Linked DNA regions of Homo sapiens: region 2 is linked to region 1. Evidence: read pairs that join two places in POLR2A ChIA-PET (ENCODE). Cell type or tissue: PC-9. All regions are shown on one strand. Each heading gives the region's core, and the rest is flanking DNA. Links, peaks and the distances in the headings are about the cores only. Region 1 overlaps EFHD2 (EF-hand domain family member D2). Region 2 overlaps CLCNKB (chloride voltage-gated channel Kb).

The links. Peaks named below come from ENCODE experiments on the same cell type or tissue, not always from the same donor. Only the 100,000 strongest peaks of a DNase experiment are listed, where the experiment ranks them.
Region 2: POLR2A ChIA-PET joins it to region 1 with 18 read pairs; 2 of 35 experiments call an interaction of 5 or more read pairs at or near these places.

What each region holds. Positions count from the first base shown.
Region 1 is chr1:15,421,312-15,429,784 of GRCh38, forward strand. It overlaps EFHD2 (EF-hand domain family member D2), which reads left to right. Exons shown (of 4, transcript NM_024329.6): 2 at 4,560-4,707; 3 at 5,839-5,973; 4 at 7,282-8,473. The coding sequence ends at 7,413. Among named protein-coding and RNA genes, the nearest start is that of CTRC, 13 kb to the right of the region's middle. RefSeq lists enhancers at 4,749-5,649, 5,650-6,548. In PC-9, for the core only: no CTCF peak of the experiment used is centred there; a DNase peak (open chromatin) is centred at 3,010; H3K27ac peaks cover 1,642 bases.
Region 2 is chr1:16,044,617-16,053,751 of GRCh38, forward strand. CLCNKB (chloride voltage-gated channel Kb) reads left to right here. Exons shown (of 20, transcript NM_000085.5): 3 at 942-1,070; 4 at 1,919-2,047; 5 at 3,289-3,428; 6 at 3,727-3,804; 7 at 3,888-3,966; 8 at 4,504-4,629; 9 at 5,002-5,086; 10 at 5,199-5,300; 11 at 5,900-5,984; 12 at 6,259-6,432; 13 at 6,862-6,931; 14 at 7,094-7,204; 15 at 7,582-7,795; 16 at 9,023-9,135. Among named protein-coding and RNA genes, the nearest start is that of CLCNKB, 5.4 kb to the left of the region's middle. RefSeq lists enhancers at 3,125-4,028, 4,029-4,931, 4,932-5,835, 5,836-6,737. In PC-9, for the core only: no CTCF peak of the experiment used is centred there; no DNase peak of the experiment used is centred there; H3K4me3 peaks cover 586 bases; H3K27ac peaks cover 509 bases.

The DNA.
Region 1 (8,473 bases), core at 1-8,000:
CCAGGGCACAGGGCAGATGGCCACTCTCCAGGAGTCTCTTGGGAATGGCCTCCTCCACGGCTACCTCTGGGGGCTTCACCGCCCACCCCAGCACCTGGCCTCTCGCAGCCCCCGTCACCTCCTCTTGGTGATGGACTCTTTGGCACCGCAGCCAGCCCCTGTATTGTCCCCCTGGGGGCCAGAGCCTGCCCTGGATGGAGCCCAGCCCCAGTAATTGATTGGCCTTTGATTGATAGAGGCGGCCGTTCAAATCATGGTTTGAGCCACAGCCCAGCCAGGCCTGGGAGCTGCCAAAGACAGAGGGATCCACAGCCCACGTTTCCATCCAAGTTTGGACACTTTATCTGCACTTCCTCTGAAACTGAGCTGCCCCTGGCTGCAGAAGAAACCCATGCACTTGAGCAATAAATAAAGCTGGGGCTCAGGGAGAGACACGTGGGACCCAGGGGCTGGGGCGTGAACCCCTGACCTGCTGGTTATGGGACCTGTGGCCTCACCAACAGCCCTCCTGACCTAATCCGGACCTGGAGGATTGCTGAGCACAGGGATTGTAAAGAGAAAGTGCTGGTGCGTTGGGAGTTTAGTGACGGTGATTCAATCTTGTTTTAGCGGTGGTGACTGCCATTTATGCAGCTAGCTCTGTGCGCTGGGAGCTGTGCTGAGTGCTTGACAGGGATGGGCTCAGTCGTTCCTCACAGTGGCCCATGAGAGAGGCCCCATTGCAGCAGGGTTCTCAGCCTCAGCTCCACTGGCACTTGGGGCCAGGTCATTCCATTTTTTTTTTTTTTTTTTTTTTTTTGAGACAGAGTCTTGCTTTGTCGCCCAGGCTGGAGTGCAGTGGTGCCATCTCAGCTCATTGCAACCTCCACCTCCTGTGTTTAAGTGATTCTCCTGCCTCAGCCTCCCAAGTAGCAGGGATTACAGGTGCCTGCCACCATGCCCAGCTAATTTGTGTATTTTTAATAGAGACAGGGTTTCACCATGTTGGCCAGGATGGTCTTGATCTCCTGACCTCATGATCTGCCTGCCTCAGCCTCCCAAAGCGCTGGGATTATAGGCGTGAGCCACCGTGCCCAGCTGGCCAGGTCATTCTTTGCGGTGGGGCCACCCTATGCGCTATAGGAGCTTCCCTGGCCTCCACCCACCAGATGCCACTGGCATCCCCCCCACCTCCGCCGCCCCAGGTATGACAACCAAAAACACCTCTAGACATTGCCAGATGTCTCCTGGGGGGCACATGCACCCCAGCTTAAGAGATGCTGCATTTTGGCCAGGTGCGGTGGCTCACACCTGTAATCTCAGCACTTTGGGAGGCCGAGGCGGACGGATCATGAGGTCAGGAGATCGAAACCATCCTGGCTAACACGGTGAAACCCCATCTCTACTAAAAATACAAAAAATTAGCCGAGCGTGGTGGCGGGCACCTGTAGTCGCAGCTACTCAGGAGGCTGAGGCAGGAGAATGGAGTGAACCCAGGAGGCAGAGCTTGCAGTGAGCCAAGATTGCGCCACTGCACTCCAGCCTGGGCGACAGAGCGAGACTCCGTCTCAAAAAAATAAAAATAAAAAGAGATGCTGCATTTTGTGGCTGAGGAGCCCAGGCAATTTGGCTTCAGAGCCTGACTGTCATCGCTGACCTTGGGAGCCCAGGGTCAGAAAGCGGCAGGGCTTTGCTTTCCTGGGGGGCACTGAGGAGGGGAGTCCTCGTGACTTGGCTCAGGAAAGACTGAGTCCCTCACCAGGTGCTCCTGCACAGCCCCACGGTCATGTGGCGCCCGCCCAGCCCTCTACCAGGCAGCAAACAGGGACCAGAGATGGCAGGAGGCGCCTCCGCTGTGCCCCCCAGAACCCCTCCAGCTCCAGGTGGAGGCTGGACCACAGCAGCTTTGGCCTGCCTGACCCTCTGAGTCCCACACCTTCTACTGTCACAGAGGTGGCCACTGCCCACAGGGGCTGCTGGCCCATCCACCTCCACCCCAACCCTCATCCATCAGTGGGGCAGAAGCCGCAGGACCCTGTGTTCCCTCCAGGGCTCCCAAGACCCATCTTTGCTGTGTCACTTTCAACCACTGACTCACTGGCTCGTGAACTATTTATACCCCTCGCACAAATGCTCCCCTTGTGCTCCAGGCAGCCGTCTGTGTTCTGCAGCAGCCCCAGGACACGTTGGGGAGGGGCTGGGTACAGAGCAAATGTGCAAGTTTATGAGCCCAGCAGATCAAGTCTGGAAGCCCAGCTCCTTCCTTACTGCTGTGTGACTGTGGGTGGGTCACTTAACCTCTCTGAGCCTTGGTCATAAAATAAGGTTATTAGGAAAATTAAGTAAAGTAAGCAGTTCCCAGCATAAAGACAGATCTCAGTACATGGTTGCTATTAGGTGTTCAAAGTACACCTAACTAGAGAAGGCGAAAGGAGCTGGGGAGCCCGTAAGAAGGTGCAGAAATGAGACATATTCATGCAGAAGCTCAAGCGCCCGGGACATAGGGTTCTGGAACACATCCACCTGTGTTGCGCTGCTGTCACCAGCACTGTCACCCAGCCAGTTCAAGGCCTGGGGGACTGCACAAGCCTTCTTTAGGTGCAGAAAAACCCATTTTGGCTGGGCAAAGTGGTGCACGCCTGTAATTCCAGCACTCTGGGAGGCTGATGTAGGAGGATTGCTTGAGCCCAGGAGTTTGAGACCAGCCTGGGCAACATATTGACACCCCGTCTCTACAAAAAAAATACAAAACTTGGCCAGTCATGGTGGCATGCACCTGCAGTCCCAGCTACTTGGGAGGCTGAGGCGGGAGGATCGCTTGAGCCCAGGAGGTAGAGGCTGCAGTAAGCTGTGATCGCGCCTGGGTAACAGAGCAACACCCCGTCTCAAAAAGAAAAAAAAAAAAAAGAAAAACCCATGTTACCAACTCTGGGATCACTCTCCCCAGCCCCCATCTTGTCTTCCTCCTACGCTGTTCCCAGAGACCAGTAGGGCAGGTGTTTGGTTGATAAGAGAGCCCAGCTGGGCAAACAGCGCCTCGCCCTCTTTCACCAGGCTGTGTGCTCCAGGAACCAGTGGTGCCTTCCCAGCCAGGCAACAGGCAGAAAGGCCACCTAGACTCTTACTACACAGAAGCCAGTCAAGAGGGACTTGCCCCCAACCCCACCCCTGTCTCTGCCAGGTTGTTAGTGGTAGAAAAAAAGAGAACCTGAGAGTGCAGGGCAGAGGGGAGGCATCTCTATCGCCCGATGCTTGTTCCCGGCTTCCCCACCACCCCGCCAATCTCCGCCACTCCCTGCAGGCACTGCACCACACGTCCCTGAACACACCCAGGCTGCCTCCTGCCACCTGGCCCTGCCTCCTGCCCCCGTCCTGCTCTGTGCCCTCGACAAAGGCAGAGGCCCTGCCTTAGATACCCCTTCATTTATTCACGTCTTATTTCTTCATTACACATTTTTGAGCACCTACTGTGTGCTTTTTAACCTCCTTCCCAGTACCTAGGGCAAGCTGGGGGGCATGAAATAGACCCCCCAGTACAGAGGGTGCTGAGTAAGAAGAGTCATTTATCACATGGAAAGAGGCCGCCTTCCACACCCACGTCACATCCCCTATTCCAGTGCTTCTCAGCGGAGAATGCTTTTATCCTGCTGGGGACATTCGACAATGTCTGGGAGACATTTTTAGCTGTCACAACTCAGGAGGGATGCTACTATAAACATCCCACAATGCACAGGACAGCCCCTACGGCAAGGATTTGTTCTGTCCAGATTGTTTAAGGTCTGAGGTTGAGAAACCATGCCCTTGCCTGCAAGGTTCTGCCATCTAGGGTGGGGGTGAGATGTCCTCCAAGTGCCCATGGAGATGCCAGTAAGCCAGCTGGTCATGGAGGTGGTGAGTGAGTGCTCAGCTCAGAGCCTGATCCACCCTGCCGTGGTATTGAGAATTCCTTCTCGGCCAGGCACGGTGGCTCATGCCTGTAATCCCCATACTTTGGGAGGCCGAGGTGGGTGGATCACTTGAGGTCAGGAGTTCAAGACCAGCCTGGCCAGCATGGTGAAACACTGTCTCTACTAAAAACACAAAAATTAGCTGGGTGTGGTGGTGCATGCCTGTAGTCCCAGCTACTCAAGAGGCTGAGGCAGGAGAATCACTTGAACCCGGGAGGCGGAGGCTGCAGCGAGCCGAGATTGAGCCACTGCACTCGAGCCTGGGCAACGGAGCGAGACTCCATCTCAAAAAAAAAAAACCCAGAGAATTCCTTCTCACTGTCTGTGCCATCACATTCAGCACACGGAGCCTGTCATTTCAGCTTCCTTGTGCCTCAGGCTTGTCCAAAAGTTAGCGCTATTCGACATGCAGGAGGCTGCCAGGCCCTGTGGTGAGTTCCCCGTCATCAGAGGTAACCAAGCAGGAGCTGAGCCACATATGGGTCCTCTGCCTGGACTGAGGTCCCTTCCAACAGTGACGGGATTTTATGGTTGGTAGGAGATGCCCTCTGATCCCCCAGTCTCCTTGCACTCAAGCCTGCGGCCTCTCTGACTGAGCCAGTGCCAAGATGTCCTCTCTTTTTGCATCTGCAGGTATGATGCCGGGCGGGACGGCTTCATCGACCTGATGGAGCTAAAACTCATGATGGAGAAACTTGGGGCCCCTCAGACCCACCTGGGCCTGAAAAACATGATCAAGGAGGTGGATGAGGACTTTGACAGCAAGCTGAGCTTCCGGGAGGTAAGCCCGGCCCCCAGCCCCACTCCCCTACCAGGGGCTTCACCTGAGGACCTGGTGGCCCGGGAGAGACCAACCCCCACCCTTTGTCAATGAATGAATGACATTGCCATTGAACAGCAGCTGTGAGCAGCTGCTGCTTGGCTGAGTGAGGCTTCAGAGGGCCTGTTACAGCAGGCACCAGGGAGGGTTCTGAGATCCTCTCGGGGAGGAAGAGGAGGGAGGGACAGCCCTTCCTTCACATAGGGAGCATATATTGAGCGATTTCTGTATACTTGACCCTGTGCAGGCTCTGGGGTAGAGAAAGGCCCTGTGCTCGAAGGTTCCTGGAAGTGTAGAGGGGGAGACACCACAGAAGGAAATCAGGGCTGTGATGCAGAGGAAGAGGGCCACGGCACTGGGTGACTTCACGCCCAGGATCTCACTCCGAGACAGGAGCTAGGGGCAAGCCGGTTTCGCAGGGAAGGAAATGGAGGCCCAAGCCAGACAGCGATGATACTGGACCCCAGGAAGTACAGGGATGGACCCCAGGAAGCACAGGGTTAGGTGTGGGGACTCGAGGCCCAACTGGGGCCCAGGAGGTCTGGCAGGAAGCATGAAGGATGCAGGGAAGGAGAGAGGTGGCAGGGGCAGGTGGGGGAGTGCGAGTGGCTGGGCGGGAGGTGTGGGCAGTGCAGGGTAACAGCTTAGAGTTCGAGAGCAGGGTTCCATCCCTCTGACACGTTCAGGCGCTGAGACTTGGGGTGTCTTTTACTGTCATGGAGGCTCCCTCATTCTGTCATGACACCTGTAGGACTCAATACATGGAACGCAGAGTAGGTTCACTGGGCAACAGCGGGAGACAGAGGTAAGAGGTAGGCTGAGGCCGTGTCGTCGGGAGCTGGTGTGGGCGGGTCAGGGCTGCAGTAGGCCAGCATCCTGGGTGGCAGATGAGTCATATCTCCTCCCATTGTACAGTTGGGCAGAGGCCCAGTGAAGGGGCTCACGGGAGCAGCAAGGGGCGAGACCCAGCTCACTGCCCCCCAGTCCTTCTCTGCAGGGGAGGCCTGAGGCTGGGGCCTGGGTGCGGCCAGGGACTCCGGCTCCCCTCCTTCCCTCCCTTCCTGACACCGCGCGCCTCCCTCCCCGCTGCAGTTCCTCCTGATCTTCCGCAAGGCGGCGGCCGGGGAGCTTCAGGAGGACAGCGGGCTGTGCGTGCTGGCCCGCCTCTCTGAGATCGACGTCTCCAGTGAGGGTGTCAAGGGGGCCAAGAGCTTCTTTGAGGCCAAGGTGAGGAGCCCAAGGGGTGCCCTGACCCACGCTCCAGGACAAGGGGACCCTGGGTTGGTGCGAAGTTAATAGGTCCCCTTCCCGTCCCTGCTGAGGCTGCAGACAGAGATGGGAGCTGACTCCCTGCCAGGCTGGGCCAGGCCCACACGCTCTGTCTTCTGTCTTCTCCCACTCCTGGCTGAGATCCTTGGCAGCCGCCAAGGGGGTGGGTGAGGGGGGTGTACTCTTGAAAAGGGGACAGGGATTACCTTGAGGTGCCCTGGCCCTGGCACACAGAGCTGCTAACACAGAGGACTGGGCCTTAGGAGGGCAGGCCCAGAAACACAGCACTGGCTCTCCAGGGTCCCCGGTAGACACCAATCCCACCAGCCCCAGCCTAGGAGGAAGCCTGCGGGCTCAGAGACCACCTGCATGCATGACACCCTCCCCTTTCAGCAGGTTCTCAGATGGAGGAGACACCTGTGATCTAGTGGCTCCTGGGTCCTGCCCACCCGGGGCCCCAGCTCTCCCGCCTTGTTTCTCTCTTTCCTTGCTAAGAACATTCCTTCCAGAGACTGCCTCCCACCACCCTCTGGGCTTCGGAGCATTGGTGGAACTTTTCAGGGTTCATCAGTGGAACTGGGTGTGCCGCTGGGCTCCCCGGACAGGAAGCAGAGGATCAGGATGGCAGCAGCTTGAGCGACTCCCTTCGAGCGCCCTTGCTTTGCAGCAGCCACAGAATATAGGTTCTCTATTTCAATCCTCTCAACAACTCCCTAAGATCAGAGTTATTGGGTGCCAGGTTCTAAGTGAGGAAACTGAGGCTCAGGAAGGTGAATGAAGTGCCTGACCCAGGGCCAGAGCTGGTGAGGTCAAGCTGTTTGTGTTGCTGGGCAGGACTCAGCAGAAGCCTGAGCCAGAAGGGACCCCAGGAAAAGCAGTCATAAGGCCGGGCGCAGTGGCTCACACCTGTCATCCCAGCACTTTGGGAGGCTGAGGCGGGTGGATCACCTGAGGTCAGGAGTTCGAGATCAGCTAACATGGCCAACATGGTGAAACCCCATCTCTACTAAAAACACCAAAATTAGCCGGGCATGGTGGAGGGCACCCATAATCCCAGCTACTCAAGAGGCTGAGGCAGGAGAATTGCTTGAACCTGGAAGGCAGAGGTTGCAGTGAGCCAAGATTGCGCCATCGCACTCCAGCCTGGGCGACAGAGCGAGACTTTGTCTCAGAAAAATTAAAGAAAAAAGAAAAAGCAGCTGTAGCACAGAGAACCCCCAACATACACCATCCAGCCCTGACCCCCTCACCCCCATGCCCCCGCAGGTCCAGGCCATCAACGTGTCCAGCCGCTTCGAGGAGGAGATCAAGGCAGAGCAGGAGGAAAGGAAGAAGCAGGCGGAGGAGATGAAGCAGCGGAAAGCGGCCTTCAAGGAGCTGCAGTCCACCTTTAAGTAGCGGGGGCTGCAGCCGACCGCCCTGCTCCGGCCCCAGTGTGGTGGGCGAGGGTGGCGCATGGGAGGCCGAGCCTGAATCCTTGCCTGTGTCTGACGGGACCACTACTAAAAACCTAAAAATATCTGTGAATGGAGCAAGTTCAGGGGTCTTATGGAGGTGGCCCGGCCCCTCCCCGCTCCCTTCCACTCTGCACGAGGCCGCCACACCGGCGCTGGCTCCCTGCCCGGCCCGGCCCTCCCTGGCAATCCCTGGGCTCTCTTGCACCCCTAACTGCCCCCTGCCTGCTCCGGCACTGCCCCAGGCCCAGCTCCTGGCCCTAGGTCCCTCCCAGCCCCATGTGCCTGCCGCCTGCCCTCCACACATCCCTGTCCCCCCAACCCGGGAACCCCTGCCCTCCTCCAGCAGGCCGCACCGCCCCTGGGGCCCCCTGCCAGCCCCTTCCCAGGCTGGGAGACGGCAGAAGAGATAGAATCAGGGCTGCCCCCACAGAGTGGGACCCAAGGGGCTAATTGGAGGCACGAGGGGACCCCTCCCCAGGGCCTTTTCCTCCTCTGCGTCTTCCATCTACTGAAATGGGAGAGGGGGTGGGGAGCTTCTGTTCTGGTGAAGGGACCCGGGCAGGCCCCCAGCACCCCATGCTGACTTGGAGAACCCCAGATCTCTGGGGCCCAGCCAGGCAGGGTGTGGGGGCAGCTGTGCCAATCTACCTCACAGGCCCACCCCCTGCCGGGCATGCCGTGGGATCATGGGCAGGGAAGGCTCTGGGGGTCGGAGACACCGCTGCTTAGCACCCCCAGCCAGAACACCCTGAGGGTCTCGGGGCTCTGGAGAGAGTGGGGCGGGAGGAAGAATTGGCACCTTCCTAGGGAAGGAGACGAGCGCTTCGCCTTGATTCTCCGAGAAGCCTCCGAGAAGTGCTTTAAGTGTGTTTGCATGCGCCAGGCGGTGGGCAGCGGGGGCCTGTCCAGCCCTCTCCCGCCATCCTTCCCCAAGTGACGTCCACTGCCTTGTCACCAGCGACCTGCCTGTCATGCCCACCCCCTGAGGAAGCATGGGGACC
Region 2 (9,135 bases), core at 1,136-9,135, 620 kb after region 1:
CCCCCTGGAGGACCACTCAGGACATCATTCCTGCCCAGCTCCCACCCCACCTCCCTGCCCAGGAACCACCCTCCTCCTGGCATTTGTCCAGGACATGACTGCCCAAAGTCTCCTGGGTGGCAGGGAGGGAAGGGGTCTGTCTGTCCAGCTGTCTGTGGGTCAGATGGGCCGGGCATCTGCCCTCTGCCTTTCGGGAGATACAGCCCAAGGCCTGGTCACTGTGCCCATCTTCCACCCAGGCCTCTCCCTCACCTACCTGTGCCAATGAGGGGACGTGGGGGTTAGCTGCTGGGACAGCTGGGGCCACAGCAAGGGGCTGGGGCAGCCTACACTTGGCACCTTTCCTTGGAGCCCCATGTGCTTTGTTCACTTTGAGACCTGACTGTCCCCTCAGCTACGGGGCAGAGCAAGTAGGGACCACAGAAGGAGGCTGACTGCAACCCCAGGGGCTGGTGCCCACAGCCAGTGAGGGCCAGCTCCCAGGCTGGGCTAGCAGCCAGTGGGCCAGGAGCATTGCTGGGGACCCAGAGGATACCTGGCGCCACAGGTCCTGGGACACGCAGGAGTCTGCTAGATCCTGGTGCTCTCTAAGCTATGGACTCTGCGGGGATGCAGGTGAAAGCTGTAGCTGCCAGCCCCCTCCATACTCCCTGTCCCCCAGGAACCTCCCAGTACAGGCAGGGATGCGGAGGGTCGGCAGGTCAACGGCTTTCTGGTAGGGGCAGCAGTCCTGGCACCCACTGTGTCACCACTGTCACCTCCCACAAATCCTGCCCGGCCACTTATGTGAGGCAGGGCCCCCTCGGGACTACCCCAGAGTATACCACCAAGCTCCATCCCCCTGCCCCAGCCTCTCTGCCTGAAGCCCAGCAGGCCTCCAAGGATGGGACTGTCTGTGCCTCCTGCCCCACCCTGTGCCGTGACCCCATGCCCTGCCCCAGGTGGCCTGGAGTGGCTGAAGCAGAAGCTCTTCCGCCTGGGCGAGGACTGGTACTTCCTGATGACCCTCGGGGTGCTCATGGCCCTGGTCAGCTGTGCCATGGACTTGGCTGTTGAGAGTGTGGTCCGAGGTAACCCCTCCATGGCAGGTGCTGCTCTGGGCCAAGGGATTCTGAGCTCTCTCTGGGGATGCCAGGTGGATGTCGCCAGGTGCAGCGGAGGTTGGGGGGGGTGCTCTGGGTGGGGATCTGGTCCTGGCTTTACTCCTGACTTGCTCTGTGATCCTGGGCAGGCTCCTGCCCCTCTCTGGGCCTCAGTCATCTCATTTGCACAAGGGAGAGAGGCCTGAATGTTCCCAAGAGCTCTTCCTCCTCTGAGCTCTCTGCCTCCTCTTCCAGCCACCCTGTTTCTTCTCCTTCCCTCCTCCATGCCCTGGGGCAGAGTGGGGGCACTTCCCTATAACACTAAGCTTGGTGCTTCCTCCCCATCCCACCCCATCCCTCAGCAGCCTGCCTCCACCCTGAGGCCTCCCTGGAAGAGGGGGTGTGGGCAGGAAGGGTCTAAGACACTTTCTCTGGAGACCCTCAGCTGCCAGAAGCAGCACCTACTATGGTGTTACGGTGTTTGGTGCTTCACACCTGTGTCATGTAGTTCTCAGTGGCCCTTTAGTCTTTAACGTCTTTAGTCTTCAATGAGCCTGTGAGGAAGAGCCCATCACGAGCCCACTTGGCAGATGGGGAAACTGAGGCTCAGAGAGGCTGAGTGGCTTGCCCAAGGTCACTCAGCTAGGCAGTGGTAAACCTGGGATATGGACCCAGGGTCGTACTCCTGCCTCTTCTTGGGGGTCTGCACCTCACTGTGTGGCCTGGTCCTCCCCTCTTCGTGACTCCATTTCCTGGTCAGTAAGTGGGCACCACAGCGTCTGGCCCCGAGGGCTGCAGAGGCTGTGGGTGCCTCCCTGATACCCGGCTGTCCCCAGCGCACCAGTGGCTGTACAGGGAGATTGGGGACAGCCACCTGCTCCGGTATCTCTCCTGGACTGTGTACCCTGTGGCCCTCGTCTCTTTCTCTTCAGGCTTCTCTCAGAGCATCACACCCTCCTCTGGAGGTGAGTCCACAGTCGCTACGCCAGTCCCCACTGGCCAAAACCTTCTCAGATCCCAGGGGGGAGTCGGGAAGGGGCAGCCTCATTTCACAGACAAAGGCCCAGGAAGAGTCATGTGGCTTGCCCAAAGGGACACAGCAAGAAGGCCAGATCTTGACTTTTGGGTCACTGCTGGCCCTACCTGCTTTCCAGGGGCTCCGCTGGGACTTGATGGGAGGCCTGGTGGGAGGATCTTCTGCGAAGCCTGTTCCAGTGGCCAGTGCCAGGGAGGGGCCAGTGGAGGAGGCACAGCTCCCCCAGGCCGCTCAGCCCTGCCTCCTGCTCCAGGCCAGCAGAGGGGAGCTCAAAGCTCACTCAGTGGTGGCCTGAGATTTCATCCGGGCTTCCCCTATCCTGCCACAGCCTTCTGCCAGGCCTGGCGGGAGGAACGTGAACAACTCACATTCCCTCTGTGATGCTCGGTGTCCAAATCTGCTAAATGAGTTTAAGGACCTTACCCTAGGCTGGGTGCAGTGACTCATGCCTGTAATCCCAGCACTTTAGGAGGCTGAGGCAGGAGGATCACTTGTGCCTAGAGTTTGAGACCAGCCTGGGCAACACAGGGAGACCCTGTCTCTACAACAAATAGAAAAAAATCAGCTGGGCATGATTGCATGTGCCCGTGGTCCGAGCTACTCAGGAGGCTGAGGCGGGAGGACTGCTTGACCTGGGGAATTTGATCCTGCACTGAGCAGTGTTTGCACCACTGTACTCCAGTCTGGGGGATAGAGTGAGACCCCTGTCTGAAACAAACAAACAAACAAACAAACAAACAAACAAAGGAATCCTAACCCAGCTGGGCACACTGGCTCATACCTATAATCCCAGCACTTTGGGAGGCGGAAGTGGACAGATCGTTTGAGGTCAGGAGTTCTAGAGCAGCCCGGGCAACATAGCTAGACTCCATCTCTTTAGAAAAATAAGGTGGGCGAAGTGGTCTCCACCTATAGTCCCAGCTATTCAGGAGGCTGACGCAGGAGGATAACTTGAGCCCTGGCAACTGAGGCTGCTGTAAGCTATGATCCTACCACTGTACTCCAGCCTGGCCAACAGAGCAAGATCTTGTCCCCAAAGGAAAATAATCCTAACTTCAGAGGGTTCTGCTGATCTGGCGAGATCGTAATGTGAAAACATCACACAGGTAGAGTGTTGAGATTTTTAACCTAGAGATTGTCCCCCTCCTGGCCCTGCCCACCCCCGCCAAGGTTCTGGAATCCCGGAGGTGAAGACCATGTTGGCGGGTGTGGTCTTGGAGGACTACCTGGATATCAAGAACTTTGGGGCCAAAGTGGTGGGCCTCTCCTGCACCCTGGCCTGTGGCAGCACCCTCTTCCTCGGGAAAGTGGTATGGGCAGGGGTGAGGGCATCCCAACCACCCTACCCACCCCAGCCACCCCAGTCTCACCCCCATCACCCCACGAAAGCTGCGTCAGAGGGGACTTGGGCTGGTCCCTGCCTTCCAGGAACTCAGTCTTGGGGGAAGAGGCAGGCCAGGTCCCCGGAGTGTGACAAAAGCCATCTGAGGACGGCCGTGGGGGCTTGGGAGATGGAGGAGGGGGTGTTGGGGGGAAGCCGTGCTGACTCTGGGTGAGACCGTCTCTGCTGCCCTCACCTGGGCCCTGGGCCCACCCTTCTCTCTGCAGGGCCCTTTCGTGCACCTGTCTGTGATGATGGCTGCCTACCTGGGCCGTGTGCGCACCACGACCATCGGGGAGCCTGAGGTTAGGGACTCGGGGGCTTCCTTGGAGAAATGGGAGTGGGGAGGGAGGGGGCTGACTCTGAGCCCTGGACTCGGATCCCCCAGAACAAGAGCAAGCAAAACGAAATGCTGGTGGCAGCGGCGGCAGTGGGCGTGGCCACAGTCTTTGCAGCTCCCTTCAGCGGTGAGACCCCTTCATGCCCCGCCCCCTGGGTCCCTCAAGCTCCTCCCCTCACACCCTGGGCTCCTTCGGCCCAGCTGAGAGCCTGGAGGAGGGGGTGGGGCTCATTCTAGTTCTCACTTCAGCCCCGCCTTGGGCACAGCCACCGCCCCCCACCGGGGGGAGGGGGGGCGGGTGACTTGATTGGCGGTGCTAAGAGGCTTCAGTGTAACATTATACAGACTTGGGTTTGAAATCCACGTATGACCCTGGCCCGTTGGCCTCTCTGAGCCCGGCTTCCTCCTCTACAAAATGGAGATCGCAACCGTCCCCACCCGATAGCGAGAGGGCGCACACCCGCATTCCAGGCTGGACGGGTCTCTGGGCAGCGGGCTCCTCCCCGCCCAGGGCGCATGCCCTGCCCTCCCCTCCTGTCTGTCCCTGTCCGGGCTGCAGGAGAGCAGGACAGATGGGTCAGGGAGGAGGTGACATGGGGAGGGGGTCCTACAGTCACAGGTGGGTGGGGGTGGAGGGCCCACCTGAGATCAGTGTCGCCCCCAGGCGTCCTGTTCAGCATCGAGGTCATGTCTTCCCACTTCTCTGTCTGGGATTACTGGAGGGGCTTCTTTGCGGCCACCTGCGGGGCCTTCATGTTCCGGCTCCTGGCGGTCTTCAACAGCGAGCAGGGTGAGCCCCCTGGGCTGCCTGACCCTGGCCCTGCCTGGGGGCCGGGGCGAGGGGGCCCTCCCTTCTCCCCTGTGTACACCCCTTGCTCTTCCTTTCCCTCTCTCTCCCTCTTTTTCCTCTTCCTTGTTCCCACCTCCTTCTGGGAGGATGGAGGGGGCTGACCTGTGTTGAGCAAGAAGGGCAGGGGCCCTGAGGGTAGAAGGGATGAGGCTGGGCAGGGAGGCAGGAGCCTGGTTGTGGGGGCCTGGAATGCCAGGACACAGATTCCGAGTCAGGACCTGGCACCCCCTCCACCCTGGGCTGTTAGTCTGGGACTTGAGTTTGGGTCGGGTGGGAGCGCCATCTTGGCTCCCCACTGCCCTCCTTCCCCAGAGACCATCACCTCCCTCTACAAGACCAGTTTCCGGGTGGACGTTCCCTTCGACCTGCCTGAGATCTTCTTTTTTGTGGCGCTGGGGTGAGTGGGTGCCTTGGGCCCCTGAGAGTCCAAAAGGCATTCCCCCCAAGGCCTGGACTGCGGCCCCTGGTACTGGGGTCGGGCTCTGGGCTCATGTCTCCATGCTCCCCAGGGGTCTCTGTGGCATCCTGGGCAGCGCTTACCTCTTCTGTCAGCGAATCTTCTTTGGCTTCATCAGGAACAATAGGTTCAGCTCCAAACTGCTGGCCACCAGGTAGGCTCCGGGCTAAGGGCTGGGGACCTCTCAGCGAGCTCCCCCCTCACCGTACTCCCAACCTTATGTAGAAAGCTCTACCCGCCACCTGAGCCCCTAAAGCCCATCCTAGCCCATGCCCCACATGTGGAGCCCCTAACACCACCTACAAGTCCCCACAGTCACTGCCCGACTACCTTACTGGCCTCAAACCTCCCCATTTAACCCCCATATCTCCTGGAGTCTATACCCCCTCAGTGAACCCCAACCCCCTCACTGACCTTTAACCCCCTGTTGGTCCCTCTCTCCCTTTAAACCATGTGTGCCCATGGCATTGGCCAAGCCCTCCTGCCCCAGGTGCATGAGCCCTGCCCTAGCCTGGCCCCACTCTGTCCTCCCTCCCAGCCTGCCTGTGCCCCAATTCTCCTATCAGCCTCTACCCCTAAAAATACCCAGGAGTGTGGGGCTGACCCCACAGGTTCTGTCCCCTGGAGCTGGCCCAGTCCATGTCCCCCATTCCTGCTCTTCCTCCCCAGTCCTTGCCTTGCTAGGCCCTGCTTCCCTCTCCTTGGGATGTGGGAAAGGGAGGGCCAGCCCTAGAGCCCACCCATCCCCCACAGCAAGCCTGTGTACTCCGCTCTGGCCACCTTGGTTCTCGCCTCCATCACCTACCCACCCAGCGCCGGCCGCTTCCTAGCTTCTCGGGTAAGGGGCCTTGAGTGGGGTGGCAGGAGTGGGGAAGCCCTATTTGTTGCCTCCTTTGCGTGTATCTCACTTAATCCCCCCAATACCCCATAAGGGAGATGCCTCAGCATTATTTTATAGATGATACTACAGCTTCGGGAGGTCAGAGCCCTGCCCAAGGCCCCCCGCTGGGAAGTGGCAGAGGAGGATTCCAGGCGGGGTCAGGCGGTGCGGGGGAGGCTGGGGTCTGCCGCTGGGGGCCCCTCATGTCCAGTTCCCACCTGCCCCGCCACAGCTGTCCATGAAGCAGCATCTGGACTCGCTGTTCGACAACCACTCCTGGGCGCTGATGACCCAGAACTCCAGCCCACCCTGGCCCGAGGAGCTCGACCCCCAGCACCTGTGGTGGGAATGGTACCACCCGCGGTTCACCATCTTTGGGACCCTTGCCTTCTTCCTGGTTATGAAGGTGGGCCCCCTGGTCCCCAGGTGTGCACAGAGCTGGGACCAGCTCTGGTGGTGGTGGGGGGTACCTCATCGCAGCTGGTGGCATGGAGCCCAGGCCTTCCACCCACATTTCCTGATGTGCCCCCTGCCCATTGCATGGTCCTGGACAAGTGGCTTCAGCTCTCTGGGCCTCAGTCTTCTCATCTTTAAAATGGGGTGTTTACTGGGAAGGCTAAGGAGGAAGAAAGGAATGTACCTGGCACAGTGCCAGGGCATACAGTGGGCATTTCTCAGGGTGAGGACCCTCCCCTAATGCCAGACTCTGGCAGTGGGTGCATGGCCGGCACCCTCTTTCTCTCTAGGACACTCCCCTGTCCCATGTCCTGTCCTCCCTTGTCCACGCCTTGCCCAGCAGCCTCTAACCTCTGCCCTGGGCTCCCCACTCCCACAGTTCTGGATGCTGATTCTGGCCACCACCATCCCCATGCCTGCCGGGTACTTCATGCCCATCTTTGTCTATGGTGAGTCTGGGGTCCTGAGGTTCTGAGAGTTTCGGGGTTCTTGGGGCAGGACCATGGCTCCTGGTTCACCCTCCCCAGGTTGTACTGAGGACGGTCCTCAGGGATGGAGGGCTGTGGGGGCCGGGTCAGCCTGGCTCCCCCTCACCCTAAGTCTGTGGCCAGGAGCTGCTATCGGGCGCCTCTTTGGGGAGACTCTCTCTTTTATCTTCCCTGAGGGCATCGTGGCTGGAGGGATCACCAATCCCATCATGCCAGGGGGGTATGCTCTGGCAGGTGAGTGGGTCAGGGGCCTGCTGCGTGGGCAATGTCGTGCGGCTGGGCTGGACCTGGAGAATTGGCTGGTGGTTCCCCAGGGCACGGAGCAGTCACTGAGTCCTCCAGTGAACCCCCTACCCCTCATGGGGGTCTGTCCCTCCTGAGCCCCACCATTCCCCGGGGCCCATCACTCCCTCGTGGCTCCTGTCCCCAGCCCTGCGGCCTCCCTTATCCCTCTCCTCTCACCAAGCCCAGGCACTGGGCACTTCCCACAGTGCCCAGGCTGTGGCCTCTTACAAATCACACCTTAGCCCCTGGTCGCAGCCGTGCCAGCCTTGCCCTAACATGAGGCTGGCCCCTGGCCTGAGCTGCCCTGCCTGACTCTGCCCTTGCAGGGGCTGCAGCCTTCTCAGGGGCTGTGACCCACACCATCTCCACGGCGCTGCTGGCCTTCGAGGTGACCGGCCAGATAGTGCATGCACTGCCCGTGCTGATGGCGGTGCTGGCAGCCAACGCCATTGCACAGAGCTGCCAGCCCTCCTTCTATGATGGCACCGTCATTGTCAAGAAGCTGCCATACCTGCCACGGATTCTGGGCCGCAACATCGGGTGAGTGGTGCCCACCTCAGGCTGACTGAAGGGGGTCACAGTGTTTGGGAAGGGCTGGGGTGAAGGGCACCTCGAAAAAGAAACGCCACCGTAGCTGACCTCGGACATGGGGGCTGACACACAGCTGTGCTCTGTTCTCCACTCTCCCCAGTGCCCCGGGTGACCTTGGGCAAGTCCTTGGCCTTGAGGCCTCAGTGTCTGTCTAGGGGTCAGCTGGGCTTCACAGCAGGAGGATGAGTATTGCCCCGTGTACAGATTGAGGAAACCGGGGCTCAGAGAGGTGCCGTGTCTTGCTCCAGGTGACACAGAGAGTCAGCACCAGATCCGAGAGGTCTCCTCCCCTCTCCCCACTCCTGCTGTCCTTGCTGGGACTTTGGGAGCAGGAGGTGGAACGAGAATGGAAATGGGCTTTGAGGTCTTCACTCAACCAGATAGGACCAGAGCAGCTTCTGGCACCAGAAAAGCAGACCAAAGAGGCTCTGAGAGTCCCTGGGTCTGAGGCCCCGCTGAAAACACAAGCAAGCTGCTGCCTTGCTCTGAACCCGTTTCCCTATCTGGAAAATGGGGCTGCTTACCCCAGTGGTTTCCAGACTTTCAAGTTTTTTTCCCTGGGGGAGGCATATACTTTTTTTTTTTTGAGATGGAATCTCACTCTGTTTCACAGGCTGGAGTGCAGTGGCACAATCTCAGTCACTGCAACCTCAACCTCCCAGGTTCAAGCAATTCTTCTGCCTCAGCCTCCCAAGTAGCTCAGACCAGGCATGTGCCACCATGCCCAGATTATTTTTGTAATTTTAGTGGAGACGGGGTTTCACCACGTCAGCCAGGCTAGTCTTGAATTCCTGGCATCAAGTGATCCACCTGGCTTGGCCTCCCAAAGTGCTGGGATTACAGGCGTGAGCCACCGTGCCCAGCCGCATATACTTTTTACTCAAATTAAATCCTCCAGGGAAGGCTGCTGGGTAAAACAGGCTAAAGTGGAGCTGGTCTGGGGGACACGGGGGTCCAGGGGGCTGGGAATTCGCAACTGGGTCATCGGCGATGTGGTCCCCAGGTTTCCTCTCACCGTGGGTTCTAGGAGTCCCTCATTCCAGGAACCTCTCCGGCCCTGCCCACACTCCAGAGCCGTGGGTCCCCGGTTCAAGCAAAGCTCCCCACAGATCCCCCTGCCAGCCTGGGTCTCACATCCCTGACTGTGGGGCCTGATGGGAGCCCCTCTGCCTGCAGTTCCCACCGCGTGAGGGTGGAGCACTTCATGAACCACAGCATCACCACACTGGCCAAGGACATGCCACTGGAGGAGGTGGTCAAGGTTGTGACCTCCACAGACGTGGCCAAGT